Linked DNA regions of Mus musculus: region 2 is linked to region 1. The links are chromatin contacts, found by Hi-C or POLR2A ChIA-PET in ENCODE. All regions are on one chromosome and are shown on one strand. Each heading gives the region's core, a stretch centred on a gene start or an enhancer-like site at or near the end of the contact. The rest is flanking DNA. Distances are from core to core; before and after follow the strand shown. Region 1 holds the start of Tesk1 (testis specific protein kinase 1). Region 2 holds the start of Ccdc107 (coiled-coil domain containing 107).

The links. A loop is a pair of places that touch in the nucleus more often than their neighbours do. ChIA-PET counts read pairs that join two places held with the same protein, here RNA polymerase II (POLR2A).
Region 2: a loop to region 1 is called in a map of left cerebral cortex, with 7 times the contacts of the local background. The contact joins the promoter of Ccdc107 here to the promoter of Tesk1 in region 1. A Hi-C loop is called at or near these places in 17 of 37 maps with a recorded cell type or tissue (CH12.LX, CH12F3, ES-E14 and 9 more). POLR2A ChIA-PET finds 5 or more read pairs at or near these places in 3 of 5 experiments (Patski and embryonic stem cell).

The regions. Positions count from the first base shown.
Region 1 is chr4:43,439,597-43,445,120 of GRCm38, reverse strand. It overlaps Tesk1 (testis specific protein kinase 1), which reads right to left and starts at 2,844. Exons shown (of 10, transcript NM_011571.3): 1 at 1,483-2,844; 2 at 1,217-1,338; 3 at 1,042-1,090; 4 at 402-548; 5 at 1-80. The coding sequence starts at 1,686.
Region 2 is chr4:43,490,390-43,495,913 of GRCm38, reverse strand. It overlaps Ccdc107 (coiled-coil domain containing 107), which reads right to left and starts at 2,549. Exons shown (of 6, transcript NM_001037913.2): 1 at 2,378-2,549; 2 at 2,155-2,306; 3 at 659-719; 4 at 482-572; 5 at 293-405; 6 at 1-217. The coding sequence starts at 2,483. The coding sequence ends at 12. It also overlaps Rmrp.

The DNA of each region.
Region 1 (5,524 bases), core at 1,595-4,094:
TACACAGGAATCTTCTCAGCCAGTCCGAAGTCACCCACAACAGCTGTGAAGCCTCGGTCTTCCCTTCGGACCAGACAGTTCTGACACACACACACAAGCATCCTCACATACTCGTCCCCTGCTCTGGTCTTCCAGTATATACCCCAAAGCCCTGTGTCACTACAGCACTAAGCACTACTCCAACCTTCCCTCCCAGTTCTCCAATGCACCTCATTATCACCACCTCACTCAGTACTCAATTCCCCAGCCCTCTTGCTGTCCCCATTCTTTAATAGTTTCCAACACCTTGGCACCCCGACATCCTAACGTATCTACTACCTACATGTCAATATCCACAGGCCAATTACAACTTAACAGTCACAAACCCTCTTTAATCGTTCCACCCGTCTTGGCCAGCCTACCTTGGATGTGAGGTCTCGGTGAAACACACCTTTGGCGTGTAGGTACCGTAGGCCTTGTGCAATGTCCAGGGCTAGGTGGAGCCTGACTGGCCAGGAGAGGGGTTCTGGGGAGCTGAGCAGCTGTTCCAGGGTGCCCCCATTCATATACTGGGACATGGGGAAAGACAAGGTGTGTGAATGTCGGTGCTCTGTGCCTGCCACTCCTAAGACAGTTGACACTCAGGAGGCTCACAAAGGTCAAAAGGGTTGGTGGGTCTGTGCTCTAAGGTTCCCATTTATATACTAGGCTACCCTGTCTCTCACAGTAGGACTATGTACAGCTATGTTATCCAATACATTTAAATATAATCAGACATTCTTTTGTTACACCAGCTCTTGTTTTAGTCTATTCCACGTGTAGCTAGTGGCTCCTGTATTGGACCCAGATACAAAATATCTCCATCACTAACTCCAGCTGAGTATTCTAATAAGTGGTTTGCACACAGGGAAGTTCAGGAAGCCTTTAGTTGGAGGAGGTCCTGAGGTCCTGGGCAGGCAGGTGGCTTCTTTTTAATTTCCCAGCAGACCCACCAAGATCACTGACACTCTCACTTGGGGGTGTGGTGCCTTCCCTCTTTCCTGGCCTATGCTTAATGCTTACCTCTGTAAGCGCGTGCAGCTGCCCTTGGTGCACACAGACCCCCATGAACCTGAAAGGTGATGGGGAGGATAAAGGATACGCTGTAAGAGCCCGGGCTCCACTGCATCTCCCTCCTTTCCCAAGGGACTTTTCCTCCTGCCCAGCAAGCTGTCCAGCAAGAGGCTAGGCCGTTCACCTGAGGATGTTAGGGTGCCGGAGCCGGTTCATCAGCTGCACCTCCCTTAGCGTGTTGCTCCGGTTACTGGGGAGCTTGTTCATCTTCAGCACCATGACTTGTCCCGACTGTCGGTGCCGAACCTGGGGGAGGCAAGGCTCCGTGTGTGCCCGACAGGTTGGGTGGCTGCTAGCTCAAGGATCTCTAACCCAGGCTGCGGGGCCTCTAAGTTCTAGCCTCCCGTCCAAGGCTCGGTCCCGCCCCTCTGTCCTCTCTGCGGGTCCTACCTTGTAGACCTCAGAGAAGAAACCGGCCCCGATCTTCTCTGCGCAGTCGAAATCGTCCACACGCGCAAGGCTGGACACGGCGCTGCGGAGGGCCCGGTAGGAGGAGGGCCGGCCCCGGCCCGGGCCTCCGCCTGCGCCCCCCGGCCCCTCCCCCGGAGCCTCTCCGGGCCCGGGGCCCCGCAGCGGCGGCCGTTCCCCGGCCATGGCCGGGCCCCCAGCCCCGGCCTGCTTCACATGGCCGGATCCCCGGGACCCGGGCAGGCCGCGCTCGCCATGGGCGCCGGCCCAACCCGATCCCGGGGGCCGGGACTCCCGCCCGGTGGACTCCTGGAGGACCTGCCGAAGGTCCTGGGCCCGCCCCCGCCGCGCCGGCGAGTTGGGCCCGGTGGAACGCCGCGGCTCTCCGCTCTGCGCGGGGCCTGGGCCTGGGCCTGGGCCGGGCGGCGGCGGCGCTCCCGGGCGCCGGCGGCGGGCTCCCCGCGGGCGGCTGCTGCTCCGCTTCGCCGCCGGGCTCAGGCTGTGCGGCCTGCCCGGGGCGGGGCCCGGCCCGGTCTGCGGTTAACTCCTTGGAGCCCGGGCTGCGGCCCGGCCACGCCCCCTCAGGTGCGTCCCCCGCGCGTAGGCCGGGGCGTGAATCACAGGACGACTTGAGGGTTGACTGCTGGCGCTAATTCTCCTGCGCCCTGGGCTCCACGGATCGACCACGCTGCCTGCCCGGTCTGCGTCCGACTCCGACTGTCCATTTCAGGGGGGTTTCTGACCCCGACACTCTAAATCTCGGGGCTCGCTAACACCTGTCTTCTCCGATCGCAGTATCCAGGGCTGTAGGGAGCCTCTGGCCTTCGCATCCCTGACCTGCTCGACTCCTTCTCACTCCATCTCCATCCCCCTAAGTAAAGTTGAGATTCCGACGCTCGATCCGGTGACCACCCTCTTACTTCTTTGTCCTAATAACCCTCTCTTCGGAGACGCCTGCACCTGCAAGGAGGCCCCGCCCTCGGCAGGATCCCGCCCCCTCAAAGGCCGCTGCCCCTCGGAGCCCGCTCTCCTTCGGGGGACCTTTCCTACGGATGACACTGCTACATCCGTGTGTTCCCCGAGCCCCTCAGTGCTGCACCCCCTCCTCTTTGTGTTCCTCTCACTAAAAGAGACCTGGCAGAGTGACTCGGCTAGTCATTGTGACCCCTCCTCTCAAGGTGACTCCTCCCCTCGCTAGCGCCCAGCGGTGTGACCCCTTTCGGCAGGTTGCGCCCCACGTCGGTAGACGCCAGTGTGCCCCCTCAGTCCAGAGGAGGAGGTGCAGAGGCCTCTACAGCGGTTGGGATCCTCGGAGTGCGCACGCCCGGTCTCGGGACGTGGCTTTCGCTGTTGCCGATGTTTCCGGCTCTGCCACGGACTCCTCCCCTCAAGGTCATCGGGAAGGTAGCCAATCGTCGCTAGGGTTGCGTGACGTCACTGGATCCCGGCAGAGGTCTCCTGGCATCCGTGAGCGTCCTGCCACCTCGCGGCGGAATGGAGTGAGGGCAGGCTGAATGTGCAAGGCCGTCTTGAGAGTGCACCGTATAAGGGAATCGTTCAGGTTTGGAGAGAGAACAGTCATGCACAGTTGTTCTAGAAAAGGAGAGTAGGCCAATGCGTGTTCTTTTCCCCCACTGGTAACAGCAAAACATACTCATCGCATTAAATTAGAGTTAATTCTGAGAACCTATTTGTAATCTTTTGTGTAGAGATTGAAACGGTCTTGCCCTGTAGCCCATGCTGGCTTTGGATTCATACCACACCATACCACTTTGTGCTGGGATTACAAACATATGCTACCCCTCCTGGCAGGATTTTATTTTCCATAGTTTGTGCAAGGTCTGAAGACACTCGGAATTTGTACCTGTAGGATACCCTCACTGTAGTAAGCTTAACTGACACTGGATTCTGTCCCATTAGTCATTTTGAGGATCAATGTCTGTGACAGTAGTTTCATGCTGAATTGTGTGTGTGTGTTTAGGAAGGGCGCTGTGGTGGTTATGGTGAGAGGGAGTGTTTAGGAAGAAGGCCGTGTGGTGGTTCCCTCTGCTGGGGATGCAAGACTGAGCTAGGATACACTAGTAAAAAGGAGGGAATGTTGATGTGCCTGAGAAGCTCTGTGTGTGTGTGTGTGTGTGTGTGTGTGTGTGTGTGTGTGTGTGTGTGTTGGGGGAGTGCAGCAGCCAGGTTCATCGTTAGGTTTCTATCAAGGTTTAAAACTGGTATCACCAGTTTTTAAAAGTTCAGGTGGAAAAGCTGTTGAGTGTAGGAGGTAGATTATCATCAGCCAGCAATAATGATGGTCACAGGGACGATATACTGTCACTCAGGGAGCACGCATGTGCACACTCCCTTCTTTCTCTAGTAAATATACCTGCTTTCAGATACCCTCTGGGCCTGTGACTATCCTGGGAGTAACTCATGGCCACGTGTTTTGTCCACATGTCTGTCCCTGCACCCAGTTATTTGCTGCATAGCTATGGCATTATTTTACCACTGATTAGAAAAAGGAATCTTCATTAAATCGTGGTGTCATTGTTGTGTAGTGGGTTGGTCTGTTGTGGCTCTGTATTCAAATGCTAAAAACTGTATCCCATGACCTGGCTGCTCCAAGACAAGCAGGTCCTCAACTATACCAGCTCTTGTTGTATATTCATGATTGGTTAGTAAAGATGCCTACAGCCTATAGCTGGGCAGAAGAGGTAGGTGGGGCTGAAGGTTCCCGGGCTTGTGTTCAGGCACAGAAGAGAGGAGAGAAGGAAGGGAGGGTGGAGAAGTCGCCATGGGGTGGTGTGGATTGTGAGCACCTGGCCACCAGGGCTGGCCTGTTGGAGTGGGAGTGGCCTAGGTGGAATGTGTGTGGCAAGTGATGTCTTGGGGTTATTGACAAGAAAGCAGACAAAAATAGCCCAGAGGGTTGACATCTGCCCAACTCTAGTGCTGTTAAGGTTTATTATAAAGGTTTGTGTCTTTTAGTTGGGAGGCAAATGATCTAAGGTGGAGTAGAAACCCCCACATAATATCTACCACAACATTGTTGTGCCTTTAAAAACTCATAAAAGACTTGACGACTTGAGCTTGAAGCCTGAGATGCAGGCAAAGGGGGAAGGAGAGCAGCAACTCCACAGACTTACCTCTGACCTCCACATACATGTCCTGACGTGTGTGTCTGCTCACATCTCAACTCCACAGACTTACCTCTGACCTCCACATACGTGTCCTGACGTGTGTGTCCGCTCACATCTCAACTCCACAGACTTACCTCTGACCTCCACATACGTGTCCTGACGTGTGTGTCCGCTCACATCTCAACTCCACAGACTTACCTCTGACCTCCACATACGTGTCCTGATGTGTGTGTCCGCTCACACACACACACACACACACACACACACACACACAATAATAAACAATACAAATGTAAAAACTAATAAAAGTCAGATGAAGACCTGTGATCTCAGTGCTCAGGAGGCTGAGGCAGGAGGATCATGAGTTTGAGGCCAGGCTGGGCTACAGAGCAAGAACTTTTTTTTTAAATCAAGCCAAACCAAGCAATAATTTCTTAATATCAAGTTCACATTTTTCTTTATGTTGGGTTTTCAAAACTGTCTACTTTAATCAGAATCTAAGTGAGATCCTTGGTTTGCTTCTGGAGCAGCTTTTAATCTTTTAAAATTGCTAACCTAGTCTCCATCTTTCCCATTATTATTACCAATTTTTGTTAATTTTACGTGCATGTATGTTTTGCCTGCATGTATATCAGTGCACAGTGTACATGCCTGCTACCCACAGAGGCCAGAAGAGGATGCTGGATACCCTGGAACTGGAGTCACAGATGGCTGTAAGTCTCCATGTGGGTACTGGGAATTGAACCTGGTCTTCTAGAAGAGCAGCCAGTGTTTGTAACAGTCGAGCCATCTCTCTAGGCTCTATATTATGATGATGATGTATTGGAGCATAATGGTACACATATAGGATACCAGCATTCAGGACACAGAGGCAGAAGGATTTTGGGACTAACTAA
Region 2 (5,524 bases), core at 1,300-3,799, 51 kb before region 1:
GACTCTTTTTACTAAACCTTCAGTGGTTGTTCCCCATTTACTGCTGGACCCTTTGTCACCGTCTTGTGCCACCTTCTCCTCAGCCCCTGCTCCACCTCCCAGGAAGGAGCTAGGTTCCGTGTTTCTGGGCTCCAGGTTATGGGCTCTTCCCAGGCCTGACTGTTTCCAGCTTCTTGGTCTTCTTTCCCCAGGTCCTCAGTAAAGGGTATGCTGGCCTCTGTGAAGGAGAGACCAACTTGCTCTAGTTTCACAGCCATGGCTCTCCAGCCATAGAAACCTCCCAACCTTTTACCTGGTTCTGGAACTTCCACTCCTGTGCCAGGCTGGCAGTCTTGTAGAAGGTGGTGGATGGTCTTTAGTTTTGTGTCTAGAAGTTCCCTCTGGGTTCCAACCAAAGTCGTCACCCTGTAGAAATACCCACTCAGGGGGCTGCCCAGTCTGTCTCCTTGGCTCCCACCTCACCCACCCCACAAATTCTCACTGTTCAAAAAGGGGATCCAGCTGTGTCATCAGGTGGTTCAGGTGCTGCTCCGTCTGGGCCAGCTGTTGTGTCAGCTGCACCAGCTGTTGCTCTGGGAGTGAGGGAAAGGGCATGGTTACTCCTGCAGTCCCCTGATCTACTCCATCGCCAGAAACCACCACTAAATGCTCAACCCACCTGACTGCGAGGATTTCTTCTTGTTTTTTTCCTCTCTGAGAACAGCAGCCTCATCTGGGCCCTGTTGTGGAAGCAGATAAAGACAAGGCTGCAGCAAAGGCCCCAGCACCTCAGAGCCAGTGAAGAGAGGAGCCATAGAGAAAGCTCTGGGCATCCACCTCAGAGAATCCCAGTTGTCTCTAGTCCAGCTGCTTACCCAGAACATGAAGTGAAACGTCAGGATGCCCACACATGGCCAGACTGCTAAAGCACTCCTGGGAATGTGAAACTCTCCAGTAGGGACGGGAAGATTGCTCTTACCCCAGCCTTCTTATTTAGCATCCCTATACCTCGCTGCCTTTGAGGTAGAGTCTTGCTAAATTGTCCAGATGGGCCTTGCACTTACAATCCTCCCTCATAGTAGTTGGAATAATAGGACTGTGTCACCAGTTCCTGTACCCTCAGTCTTTGCTGGTGAAAAAAAAAATCTCCAATCTGTTCAATTCACATTATCCCATTACAGATTAAAAATCTAAAACAAAACAAAACAAAAAACCCAACAACAAAAAGTCTATATAGTGCTCTTTGCTCTAAAAGGCAGTGCCCTATGGTTTATTTTTAGGATACAATTCTCCCAGTGCTCTGATAGGTAGATAAAGCACAAGCCTCCTTCAGAACCTTTAATTGGAAAGTGGGTTATCATAACACCGTGAAACTGTCAGCCGCCATGCCTACCTCTCTTCCACGGGTCCCGCTCCTCTTCTCAACTGCTTATGTATTCTTCTCCATGCATAAGACAGAAATACTGGTCTCGAACTCACAAGAGCTGTTCCTGCCTCTGTCTCCCCTGAATGCTGGGATTAAAGGCGTCTAACACTACGCCTGGGTAGAATTTATTAATCTATCTTTAAACTCCAATCTTCATCCTAGCCTGTCAAGTCTGCCTGGCTCTTTAATCTCATCTAGTTTTATGTTACTAATTAGTTCAGCCTCTATTCCCCTGTGCAAGTAATTGACCAGAGTTGAAGATAAAGCACTGGGTGGTAGGTTCCACTTTCCATGTCAACAGTTTCAAAGTAATCAGAATGTACAGTCAGTTCACATTTCAGGGTTTCCTTCCTAAGGAGAGCACGAAACGGCTTGGTGTCTGGTCCACTAGACACTCTGTTGCTGCCGCGATTAACTCCTTGGGCCAAGGTTGGAGCCTCAGCAGCAACTTCTTTTTTTGCATACTGACACTAGTTGGGTTAAAACCCCACTTACATCAGACACTAAGTGGATGAGCTCCAGATTGAAAATCGATCGTCACTGGAGAGAGGAGTAAAAGTAACGGTTTCTACAATTTCTCAGCCCCCTACATCCATTATCTCTCTGGATCCTCGAATGCCCCAATAATGTGGAAAAACCAAGGAACGAGCCTTCATTTTACAGGTAGCCGGGAAGCGGTTGTTCTTGGTACTGTAGCGGCCCCAGGAGATTAAGGCCCAGGGCTCCCACAACCCACCGCCATACCGCACCTGCAAACACTTGAACAGCACAAAAGCCACGACGGCCGCGGTGTACAGAGCGCCCAAAGACAGCGATCCGGCCCGGGCTCGCTCGCGCTGATCCTTGGGTGGCGGCTGCCGCCGAGGTTCGGTGGTTCCCGGACTGACCTGGGAGCCCCGTTCTGTGGATTAAAGCCATCGGTCAGTTTCTACTAGGCAGTCCCAGCCTCCCTCCAGCAGCTCTCGCAGGTACCTGGGTGTGCCCCCAGATCGGCGCTGGGGCGCTCCCCAAGGACTCCAAAAGGCGCAGACACAAGCAGCAGCCCCAGAATACTCAACACGGGGCCAGCGCCCTCCATGCCTGGCCCACCAGAATCGCACGCCGGGTACCCCGCGTTCCAGCGCTGGGCCTCCGGCCGTAGTGCGCACGCGCAGGAGACCACGCCTACATCGGGGGGGCTGAGTCCCTTAAGGCGGCCACGCCCATCTCAGGATGGGTTTAAGCAATATTTGCATAAACCACGCCCACCTAGCGTTCCTACATTAATTAATGACCTATCTATTTATAGCTTTCTTAAACAATTATGTCTCCAGAATCTTTCAGGATAAAGTATCATGCCTAAAACAATGGCTCATTGTTTTTCTACCTAGAGAGACCAATTTTCTCACCATAACCAAAAAATTAAGCCTGTTGTAGAGTCATAAATTAGTCGCGCCTAGAAGCTAAGGCAGCTCGCTCTGAAGGCCTGTTTCCTAGGCTACATACGAGGGACATGTTCCTTATCCTTTCGCCTAGGGGAAAGTCCCCGGACCACGGGCAGAGAGTGCCGCGTGCACACGCGCGTAGACTTCCCCCGCAAGTCACTGTTAGCCCGCCAAGAAGCGACCCCTCCGGGGCGAGCTGAGCGGCGTGCAGCGGGGCGTCATCCGTCAGCTCACATAGTGACGCAGGCAGTGCGACCTGGCTCGCACCAACCACACGGGGCTCATTCTCAGCGCGGCTACACTTTTATTTATTTATTTTTGTTTGTTTGTATTTTGGTTTTTTGACAGGGTTTCTCTGTGTAGCCCTGGCTGTCCTGGCACTCACTTTGTAGACCAGGCTGGCCTCGAACTCAGAAATCCTCCTGCCTCTGCCTCCCGAGTGCTGGGATTAAAGGCGTGCGCCACCACGCCCGGCCACTTTTATTTCTATACAACCTTCAGAGCCAGATGTGAATGTACTAATTAGGAAATCAAGGTCACCCTTTCCTAAGAAAAGAAGAAAGAAAACGGAGACAAATCTGAATTCCTAATTTATTCTTTAATAGCTGTAATTCTTTTTTTAGACTGCTAGTCCAAAGAGAGCAAGACTGTGGGTTTTGCTTTTTTGTTTTTTTCCATTTTACTGTCCGAGCCTAGTCACTTGTTGCTAGGGGAACTTGAGGAAGTGAATGAAATTAATGAATGAATGTTCACAGCGACTCAAAAGGCAAATATACAACTAGGTCCTTCTGGGTCTCATGTAACCTGGGCTGGCTTCATTCTCATGTAGCTGGAGCTGGCCTAGAACTCCTAACCCTCCTGCTTCCATTTCTCAAATGCTGGGATTATGTAGTAGCAAGCACATAAGATTCACAGAGCTGCCAGATGTGGCACCACACTCCTTTAATCCCAGCAGTGGGGAGACAAAAGCAGACAGATCTCTATGAGTTCAAGGCCTGGTCTACATAGTGAGACCCTCTCTCAAAACCGAACAAAAGGAATGAAGACTGAAGTGTGGACACTATGCCCCTCCTTAGATTTGGGAACAAAACACCCATGGAAGGAGTTACAGAGACAAAGTTTGGAGCTGAGATGAAAGGATGGACCATGTAGAGACTGCCATATCCAGGGATCCACCCCATAATCAGCATCCAAACGCTGACACCATTGCATACACTAGCAAGATTTTATTGAAAGGACCCAGATGTAGCTGTCTCTTGTGAGACTATGCCGGGGCCTAGCAAACACAGAAGTGGATGCTCACAGTCAGCTAATGGATGGATCATAGGGCTCCCAATGGAGGAGCTAGAGAAAGTAGCCAAGGAGCTAAAGGGATCTGCAACCCTATAGGTGGAACAACATTATGAACTAACCAGTACCCCGGAGCTCTTGACTCTAGCTGCATATATATCAAAAGATGGCCTAGTCGGCCATCACTGGAAAGAGAGGCCCATTGGACTTGCAAACTTTATATGCCCCAGTACAGGGGAACACCAGGGCCAAAAAGGGGGAGTGGGTGGGCAGGGGAGTGGGGGTGGGTGGATATGGGGGACTTTTGGTATAGCATTGGAAATGTAAATGAGCTAAATACCTAATAAAAAATGGAAAAAAAAAAAAAGAAAAGAAAACAAAAACAAAAACAAAAAAAAAAAAAAAAACGAACAAAAGACCAAGACAGGGTGTTACATTGTCTGCTCTAAGCTGTGTTGTTTGAGACAGTCTCAGTAGCCCAAGATCCTTCTGAGATAATCTCTGGAGTGCTGGGGTTGCTAGAGATGCAGCCAGCATGTACCTCTCTCCCTGTTATCTTTTACCTCTGCTACATCTTCAGAGGGCCATCTTCAGATCAATAGCTCTCGGAATGAAGAAACACGTTCCATTTGCATCTCGGTCTCCAGGACTTGGCAATCACCAGGCATGAGGCACACGAGTGTTAAATAAATGAATAAACCATGAGAGTCTTATCTTGTTTTCCCAGAGAGGGGGGCATAAGGACAGGGCAGGGCAGGGCAGGGCAACAGGAGTTGTTAAAGTCTGATTGCTCCAAGGCAGCTTGGATGGGAAAGAAGAGAGGTACAAACCTGGAGTGGCTGCCAGCTGGCATAGTGTGTGTAGATAAATTCAGGTTCATTCTAATGGGACAAATGACTCACTGATGGCTGGCTTTTTGTTTTGGGAGTTTTGAGTCAGGTAGTCCAGGTTGACCTCAGAACTCTTTGTGTATATGGTCAAGTACGCTCTAGAACTTCTGAAACGCCTGCTTTTTCTTCCTGTACACTGGGACTCTAAGTGTGTGCCACCAAACCTGGTCTCCAGAATAAGGTTTTGTTGTTTCATTTTGATGGTACGGGGTCGGGGTGTGTAGGCTCCCCCAGCCTGAAGCGGGTTGGTACAAATCTTGTCACCATTGAGGTGGGGCCACCTGTGGTGCAGCTTTCCACCCCCTTATAAACACGGTTTCTTAATAAACTCATGGGCCTTGATCAAAACCTTTGTCTTGGCTCCATTATTTCTCTCGACCATCTAGTTTCTCTCTTTTCAGCCCCAGCCTGCCTCCCAAGAGTACCCCAGTTCTTATAAGCCTCAGGCCAGCTTACTACAGAGGTGCTTCTAGCCATGTCCTCACACATGCCAGGCAAGTAGTCTACCACTTCAC